2 separate regions of the Homo sapiens genome follow, and region 2 is linked to region 1. A link is an interaction called in ENCODE POLR2A ChIA-PET data of the cell type or tissue named here. Cell type or tissue: CD4-positive, alpha-beta T cell. All regions are shown on one strand.

Region 1 (4,000 bases):
GCCACCTACCCATCTAGACAATGCTGGACTCATTCCTGAAGCTCCTTCTTTTTCACAATTCATGTCCAACTGGACACTAATGTCTTTCATTTGCTTCATAAACATTTTTTGGCTCTCTCCTTTTTTCCCCACCCATTGCCACCATCTTGGTTCTGGCTCTCATCATCTGCTCCTATCACTGCAATAGCCACCTACTGTTGCCATTGCCTCTGGTTGTCCCATTTAATCCCATTCCCTATGTAGCAGTAGAGTGTGCTTTTAAAACATTTCAAACATGTTCACACAATGGGCTCCTGGGAGTCATGGTTCTCTTTGAATAGCACCATAAAACACTATACATATGAGTTAGAAATCATTTTACTAGCAGAACACACTATTATCTACAGAACTCATGGACTCATGTATTTAAATGAATTTTAAATTTCTCAATTTTTCTATTACTTTTTTTTTTTGAGACAGAGTCTCACTCTTTTGCTTAGGCTGGAGTGCAGTGGCACAATCTTGGCTCACTGCAACCTCCACCACCTGGGTTCAAGTGATCCTCCCACTTCAGCCTCCAGAGCAGCTGGGAGTACTAGCTCATGTCACCATGCCTGGCTAATTTTTGTATTTTCTGTAGAGACGAGGTTTCACCATGTTGCCCAGGCTGGTCTCGAACTCCTGAGCTCAAGAAATCCACCTGCTTCAGCCTCCTAAAGTGCCAGGATTAAAGGTATGAGCCACTGGACCCAGCCTATTACTTTTAACTTACATCCTTTCCATTGTCTTATTGATTGCTGGCGCTTGCTAGCAGACACCAAATGTTTAAAGAAATTTTATAGACAAAAAACCAACAATTGAGAAAATAACCTTATTTTTTCTTAAAATTGAGAAAACTGTGACTGCTTGATTCTGAGGGGCCATACCAATTCTCCCTGGGATCAGAAATCAGTAACTACTCTTTTAAAATGTAGATTTGATGTACCTTGGAGGATGGCATGAAAAAGAAAATAAAATATAAAATAAAATAAAATGTAGATTTGATTATGTTATTCACCAGTTGAAAAACTTTCAATGTCTCTCTATTGCCTAAAGCCTAGGGGTCAGTGACATGGCTCAAACCACCCCTCATAATATAGCCCTAACCTGCCTTTCTAGGTTCTAGCATGTCCCTCACCCAGCCACCCCGACCCCAGCCACAGCAGACCACATCCCTGAAGAGGAGGGCATGCTACTCCTTGGGCCCCTGTGCCTGCCATTCCCTAAGTCTGGAATCCCCTTTCCCCTTCAAGGCCAGACAAGAAGGCAAATAAATGGACAGGTCCTGGAGAGAGGAGACAGGCAGAGAGCAGGATGCAAACCAGTTCTGCCTGGGGCATTACCTGCTCCCTGGAACAGCTGAGCGCTGGGGTCCCTGGCTGTCGATGCTGCCTCTGGCCCCAGCCTGCTTCCGCTGCTGCCTCCCTGGCTGCTACTTCCACAGGTCCTCTTCTTCACACAACAAACTCACTTTTGTTTCCAGTTAAGCACCAGGGGAGGTGTGGGGAGAGAAGAAGGGGGGTTTGAGGGGAGAAAAAGAGAGAGAGAAAAGGAATGTGTGAAGGACTGGGGAGGTGGAGAGAGAGGCTATATGTAGAGAGAATATAGGTGTGGTAAGTGTAAGTGTGAGAAAGATTATGCAAAAGTGTTTGAGAGAGAAAAGCTACACTGAGTTAATTAAAGATCTGAGAGAGAGAGAGACAGAGAGAGAGACAGAGAAGTGAGAGAGAGAGAGAGAGAGAGAGAGAGAAGTGAGCAAGAGAGAGAGAGAAGTGAGAGGGTGAGAGAGAAATCTCAGGTGCACTAGAGAGAGAAAGGCTCAGTGGCTGCAGCAGAACCTCAAGCAGGAAGCCGGGTCTCCACAGCAGCAGGGGTGGTGGCAGCTGAGGACCTGTGAGAGGACTGGCAAAACTGCCCCTTTACCCCCTTCCCCATGAGTGCTTCCTATGTGCCTGTGGTCTCTAGGAGAGCCCAGGATCCTCTCTGCAGGCCCCTTTATAAAGGCAGGGGTAGGATGTGCTGTGAGATTCCCCAGGGCCTCCTTAGGAGCCTTGGTGGCAGGTGAGCTGGCTGGAGAGGAACCTAGCAGGGCCCTTCCTCTCCACCACACAGCCCCAAAGGTGGAGTGGGGTTGCTGGAGGGGAGTGTTTGCTGTGGGGTCTCACACTGACCAAGCAGTGCTCGATAATGTGCTATGTAGCTGGTTTCTTTCCTCCCCAACTTTAAACCCAAACTCCTGATACACTTCCTGTTCCTCCACCTCTCAGGCAAAGTGCCAAGTGTCACCACTCGGCAGGTGTTTTCTGAGAGCCCACGGACAGTGGAAGCTCGTCACTTCAGAGTGTGAGGTAAACTCCACTGGGGAATTATTTTGCTCTTCTGAGAAACTCCTAATCTCCTGGGTTTGGTTTAACAAGTGCTTACTGAGTACTTAGAATGTGCCAAGGTTGATTGGAGGTCACTGAGTGGTGGCTGCTCCAGGGAGTTACAAACCCTGAATTCACTAAGTCTTAGAGCTGGGAGGGAGCTTAGTGATGGTCAAGTCCAAACCCTTCATTTCACGGATGAGAAAACCAAGACCCAGTTTACCCCATAGGCCCCCTAGGCCCCAACACAGGTTAGCAGAGCCTGGGGGAGAACAGACATCTGACATTCTCCCCCTACACTGCCCCATTGAGGCTGGCTCCACTGGTGACATTTTCATACCTGAGGCTCGAGGATCAAGTACGCCCATTTTATTATTTTATTTTTAGAGACAGGGTCTTGCTATGTTTTGCAAGGCTGGTTTTGAACTCCTGTGCTCAGACAATCCTTCCGCCTCAGCCTCCCATAGTGTTGGGATTACAGGTGTGAGCCATCACACGTGGCCACAAGTATGCCCGTTTTAAAGCTGAGAAAACAGAAGCAGAGGACACCAGGCCCTGCCTGAGGGTCCCAGGCTCTGCAGCTTCCACTGCACTGTGGCTGAGGTTGACCCAGCTCCTTCTGAGTGGCCACAGCAGGCCACACCAAGTCAGGCCCTGTGGGTGGCCTCAATACCCAAAAAAAGATGGCCAAGGATCCCAAAAAGACCCTCTTTATTCATGTGGTGTTTTAAGAGCCCAGACCTGGGCTCAACTCCAGACTCTGCTATTACTAGCAGTAGGATCCTGGCAAGACATCAAGCTCCCACTGAGCCTTAGTTTCCTCATCTATGAAGCGGTAATAATCACGCCCCCCTCACTGGACTGTGGCAGGGATTCAATGAGATAATACATGTAATGTGACTGGCTGGCACAGCACTCGTGTACACCAGTCACTCAATAGGTGATATTGCTATTATTGTTGATGCCAGCAGGTGAGATGCTTCCTCTGTTACTACCAGTTACCAGCCTGTTCCCTCTAAACATTCCAAGGGCCCAATCCTTCTCAGCTTCTAGACTCCATGCTCCTCCCATGCTACCTCTGGCCCTCCATCCCAGGCCCCTACGCTGTCTCTGCCCCTCCCTTCTGCCCACAGAAGGTTTAGCTCACCACATGCTGGGCCACTGGGTCAGGGTTTCTCTAATGCCCTGCGGATCCCACATGTGTGCAGCACGTCAGAAGTTAATCCACATAATGAGAAATGCCACAGGTAATAGCCCCTCTGTTCTATAGCTAACAGCAAGAGTCACAAAGTGCCAGCCCAACTATAGGAATGGATTCTAACAGCAGTTGCTGGGAGAAACATAACCTCCATGGGGACCGCTTCAGGAGGCACACTAAAGCCACACAAAGAATCATGCTTTTACTGGGTGGGGACTGACTTAGCACAAAATGATCTAGTGGCCTGCAAACTAGCAAGCAGTGTGGACTTCAACTCTTAGTAAAGATCTGGGAGCCATTATGGCCATCTGGAAGTCAACATCAGGACACGATCCTGGGGTCCTCAGCTCTGGGCAAGTCCTTTCAGACATTCTCTCTCTCATCGGCTCCCTGATGGGTGGCTACACGGTCAGCTTTG
Region 2 (4,000 bases), 85 kb before region 1:
TAGTTTAGTTAGTTTAGTTTAGTTTAGTTTTTTGAGATGCAGTCTTTCTCTGTCGCCCAGGCTAGAGTGCAGTGGGGTGATATCAGCTCACTGTAACCTCTGCCTCCTGGGTTCAAGCAATTCTCCTGCCTCAGCCTCCTGAGTAGCTGGGATTATAGGCGCGCACCACCATGCCTGGCTAATTTTTGTATTTTTAGCAGAGACGGGGTTTTGCCATGTTGACCAGGCTGGTCTGGAACTCCTGACCTCAAGCAATCCACCCTCCTCGGCCTCCTAAAGTGCTGGGATTACAGGCTTGAGCTACCACGCTGGGCCAGATGCTCATCTTTAAGTAATGGGCACTTTACTGTAAGGACATGTGTGAAAATAGGAAAACTGGGACTCTTCCACATTTGGGTTTCATGGAACCCAGGAAGAGTTGCATAAGCAGTTCTCTTTGGGAAGAGACAGCCTTTCGGGCAGCTGAACATGGTTTTGGGAACTGGAGGTTCTTCTAGATCCTGATTTTTCTTCTTGCTCCCCACCTCAGCAACAGTTTTCTGATTTCTTGCCCTGTTGTCTCCCATTGGTGTGACTATTATTCTGCCTATTCTTTCTGTCTTTGTTCTGTGGTTCTAGTTTGAACTGCCTCAGGGACGAGCTCTTACTGGTTCAACTAACTCTCACTGCTCTGTTGAGCTAAGCTTTTGCGCCAACTGGACCACTGGCCAGCCTAGAGATTGTTGCCCTTGGCGTCACATACTCACTCCTGGTCTGTCAGCTTTGGATGATATGGTGGGGTCCCTGGGAAGAGCACATTGCCAACTGTGAGAAGGAGCTTCCTCCAGTCCCCTGCCCTGCCCCTATTCTTACCAGGAAAGTCTTCCCCAGAAGGGACTGTGGGGAGTGGTGGTCATTTTGATGTTTGACCTGTCCAGTATGTTGTTTGTTTGTTTGTTTATTTTTGAGACGGAGTCTAGCTCTGTCACCGAGGCTGGAGTGCAGTGGCACAATCTCAGCTCACCGCAACCTCTGCCTCCTGGTTTCAAGTGATTCTCCTGCCTCAGCCACCTGAGTAGCTGGGATTACAGGAGCCCACCACTACGCCCAGCTAATTTTTGTATTTTTAGTAGAGACAGGGTTTCATGTGTTGGCCAGGCTGGTCTCGAACTCCTTACCTTGTGATCTGCCCTCCTCGGCCTCCCAAAGTGCTGGGATTACAAACGTGAGCCATCGTGCCCGGCCTATATTGTTTGTTTATTCAACTACAGAATATAATTTATCGATTTAAACCACCATAAAAATGAAGTCAGTTGACTGGGAAATGATTTGAAATACATGCCTGGCTGCTAACAACAGGGACAAAACACGAACTACAAATGGCATATAAGCAGATAAGAAAAACTATTTAACCTCATGGTGAGGGGTCAAACAATTGCAAATTAAAACTGTAAAACACTTAGTAATGATCAGGGCGCAGGGTGGTGTAGCAGTTAAGAGCCCAGACTGATGTGAGACTCAGCTTGACCAAGCGCTGTCAGTCACTTAAACTCCCTGAGCTTCAAATTAATGATAATAATGATTTCTATCAACTTTATCCCCCTCCATATGTAGCTGGATATATTCATTCATTTATTTATTTATTTAGCAGAGACAGGGTTTTGCCATGTTGCCCAGGCCAGTCTCAAACTCCTGGGCTCAAGCCATCCTCCTGCCCCGGCCTCCCGAAGTGCTGGGATTACAGGCATAAGCCACTACACCTGGCAGAGTTTTAGTTTTTATAAAAATTCAAGTTATTTGGTTTTGTGACTCTGTTGCCTTCTGCAGAAATGAAGCTGTTGTCATTTCTGGAAGGAAACTGGCCCAGCAGATCAAGCAGGAAGTGCGGCAGGAGGTAGAAGAGTGGGTGGCCTCAGGCAACAAACGGCCACACCTGAGTGTGATCCTGGTTGGCGAGAATCCTGCAAGTCACTCCTATGTCCTCAACAAAACCAGGGCAGCTGCAGTTGTGGGTATGTGTCCTTCTGAGACCTCGACTGCGGTTCAGTTGAGGTTTATATGAGGCAAAGTCCATTCTAATTTATGATTTCTTTTTTCTGATTAGGAAACCCAAGCAGAGGAGGCTAATGTGATTGAACTGTATCCCAAAACTTTGTCATAGGAAATCAGACTATATCTTTCGGGGTTTATACAGTAGGACAGGAGATACTGGTTGGTATTCTCTGTGGCTTCTGGAAAGAATATAAGCTACATTCTGTTCTTAGTCTTTATATTTGATAGGTGACCCTGAATGCATTTTACATTTGCTTTCCTTGAGCAATAATGGGTCTCCAGTGGAGGTGTTTGAGTGTTTGCAGCTTAAAGCCTTAGAGGCTTAGGGGGCATGATTGAGCAATACAGTATTAGGTGACCTCAGTGATGAGGTCAGGAACACAGTCGTAGATTTGAAGGAAATGACTCTGACTTCTGGGAAATAGCTTTCAAGTTCTTCACCGATTGGTTCTAAAGCCAAACATGCAGTTTAGAAGCAGTTCAGGTCTGGATGATGGGGTTTGTGTTCTAGGTCTCACGGTACCACAGATTACTGTGTCTCTGTGGACAAGAGGTGGGTGGGCAGGCTCAGATATGCCTCTGCCTGCCCATCTGTGGGCCTGTGGTCTGAGCAGCAGGTGGCCTTTCCTTCGAAGGGCTGTGAAACCACTCGCGTGGCTGGGTGGGGTTACTGGCCTGTAAGCCTGTGGTTTTCTCTGTTCTTTATTATTGAGGAGTGAGGCCTCCTGCTCTTTTAATTGAAAGCCTTTAGAAACCTCTAGATAATGGCAAGCCATGGCATTTTGTTTTGTTTTTTGAGACGGCATTTCGCTCTTGTTGCCCAGGCTGGAGTGCAACGGCGTGATCTCGGCTCTCCGCAACCTCCGCCTCCCGGGTTCAAGTAATTCTCCTGCCTCAGCCTACCGAGTAGCTGGGATTATAGGCATGGGCCACCATGCCTGGCGAATTTTGTATTTTTAGTAGAGATGGGGTTTCTCCATGTTGGTCAGGCTGGTGTCGAACTCCCGACCTTAGGTGATCCACCTGCCTCAGGTGATCTGCGCCTGCCTCAGCCTCCCAAAGTGCTGGGATTACAGGCGTGAGCCACTGTGCCTGGCCAAGCCATGGCATTTTAAGACATTGGGAGGTAGTGTGGTGCAGAAAAAAAGAACATGGATTTTGGAACCAGAAAGACTGGCTGTATTATTAGCTCGCTTATTTATTTATTTATTTATTTAGAGACGGAGTCTCGCTCTGTTGCGCAGGCTGGAATGCAGTGGTGCGATCTCAGCTCACTGCAACCCCCGCCTCCCAGGTTCAAGCGATTCTCCTGCCTCAGCCTCCCAAGTAGCTGGGACTACAGGCGCGTTCCACCAAGCCTGGCTAATTTTTTGTATTTTTAGTAGAGACGGGTTTTCACCGTGTTAGCCAGGATGGTCTCCATCTCCTGACCTCGTGATCCGCTGGCCTTGGCCTCCCAAAGTGCTGGGATTACAGGCGTGAGCTACTGTGCCTGGCCTAGCTCGCTTATTTTTAAACCTCTCTGAGCCTCAGTCTGTCTGTAAAATAAGGTTAATGAAGATTGCATAGAATGAGGTATACAGGATGTGTTAAGCTAGTATTCTCTGGTGTATATATTTGTGAAGTTACTTTTTTAGGTTCCTTGAGCTACTTCAGCTTTTAGGGATGAGTGTGATGATACAAAACCCGTATGGTAGCCAAGTATGGTAGGCAACATAGCAGTGCTCATTAAATGCCTCAAAAATTTTTTTAACCTCAAAATTTCTTATAATAGGAATCAACAGTGAGACAATTATGAAACCAGCTTCAATTTCAGAGGAAGAATTGTTGAATTTAATCAATAAACTGAATAATGATGATAATGTAGATGGCCTCCTTGTTCAGTTGCCTCTTCCAGGTGAGTTTTGGACTCCATTTAACATGATTGCTGCTGCTTCTGCTCCTTTCCCTCTCCCTCCCTCTCTCTCTC

The links. ChIA-PET counts read pairs that join two places held together with the same protein. Peaks named below come from ENCODE experiments on the same cell type or tissue, not always from the same donor. Only the 100,000 strongest peaks of a DNase experiment are listed, where the experiment ranks them.
Region 2: POLR2A ChIA-PET joins it to region 1 with 7 read pairs; 4 of 35 experiments call an interaction of 5 or more read pairs at or near these places.

The regions. Positions count from the first base shown.
Region 1 is chr2:74,288,883-74,292,882 of GRCh38, forward strand. The region is part of intron 7 of SLC4A5 (solute carrier family 4 member 5); the gene reads right to left. Among named protein-coding and RNA genes, the nearest start is that of SLC4A5, 53 kb to the right of the region's middle. RefSeq lists enhancers at 895-1,395, 1,396-1,896, 1,641-1,700. In CD4-positive, alpha-beta T cell, no CTCF peak of the experiment used is centred here; DNase peaks (open chromatin) are centred at 1,829 and 2,319; H3K4me3 peaks cover 534 bases; H3K27ac peaks cover 1,875 bases.
Region 2 is chr2:74,203,899-74,207,898 of GRCh38, forward strand. MTHFD2 (methylenetetrahydrofolate dehydrogenase (NADP+ dependent) 2, methenyltetrahydrofolate cyclohydrolase) reads left to right here. Exons shown (of 8, transcript NM_006636.4): 2 at 1,807-1,991; 3 at 3,806-3,928. Among named protein-coding and RNA genes, the nearest start is that of MTHFD2, 7.3 kb to the left of the region's middle. RefSeq lists enhancers at 2,360-2,939, 2,470-2,569. In CD4-positive, alpha-beta T cell, no CTCF peak of the experiment used is centred here; DNase peaks (open chromatin) are centred at 1,933 and 2,433; H3K4me3 peaks cover 1,075 bases; H3K27ac peaks cover 1,910 bases.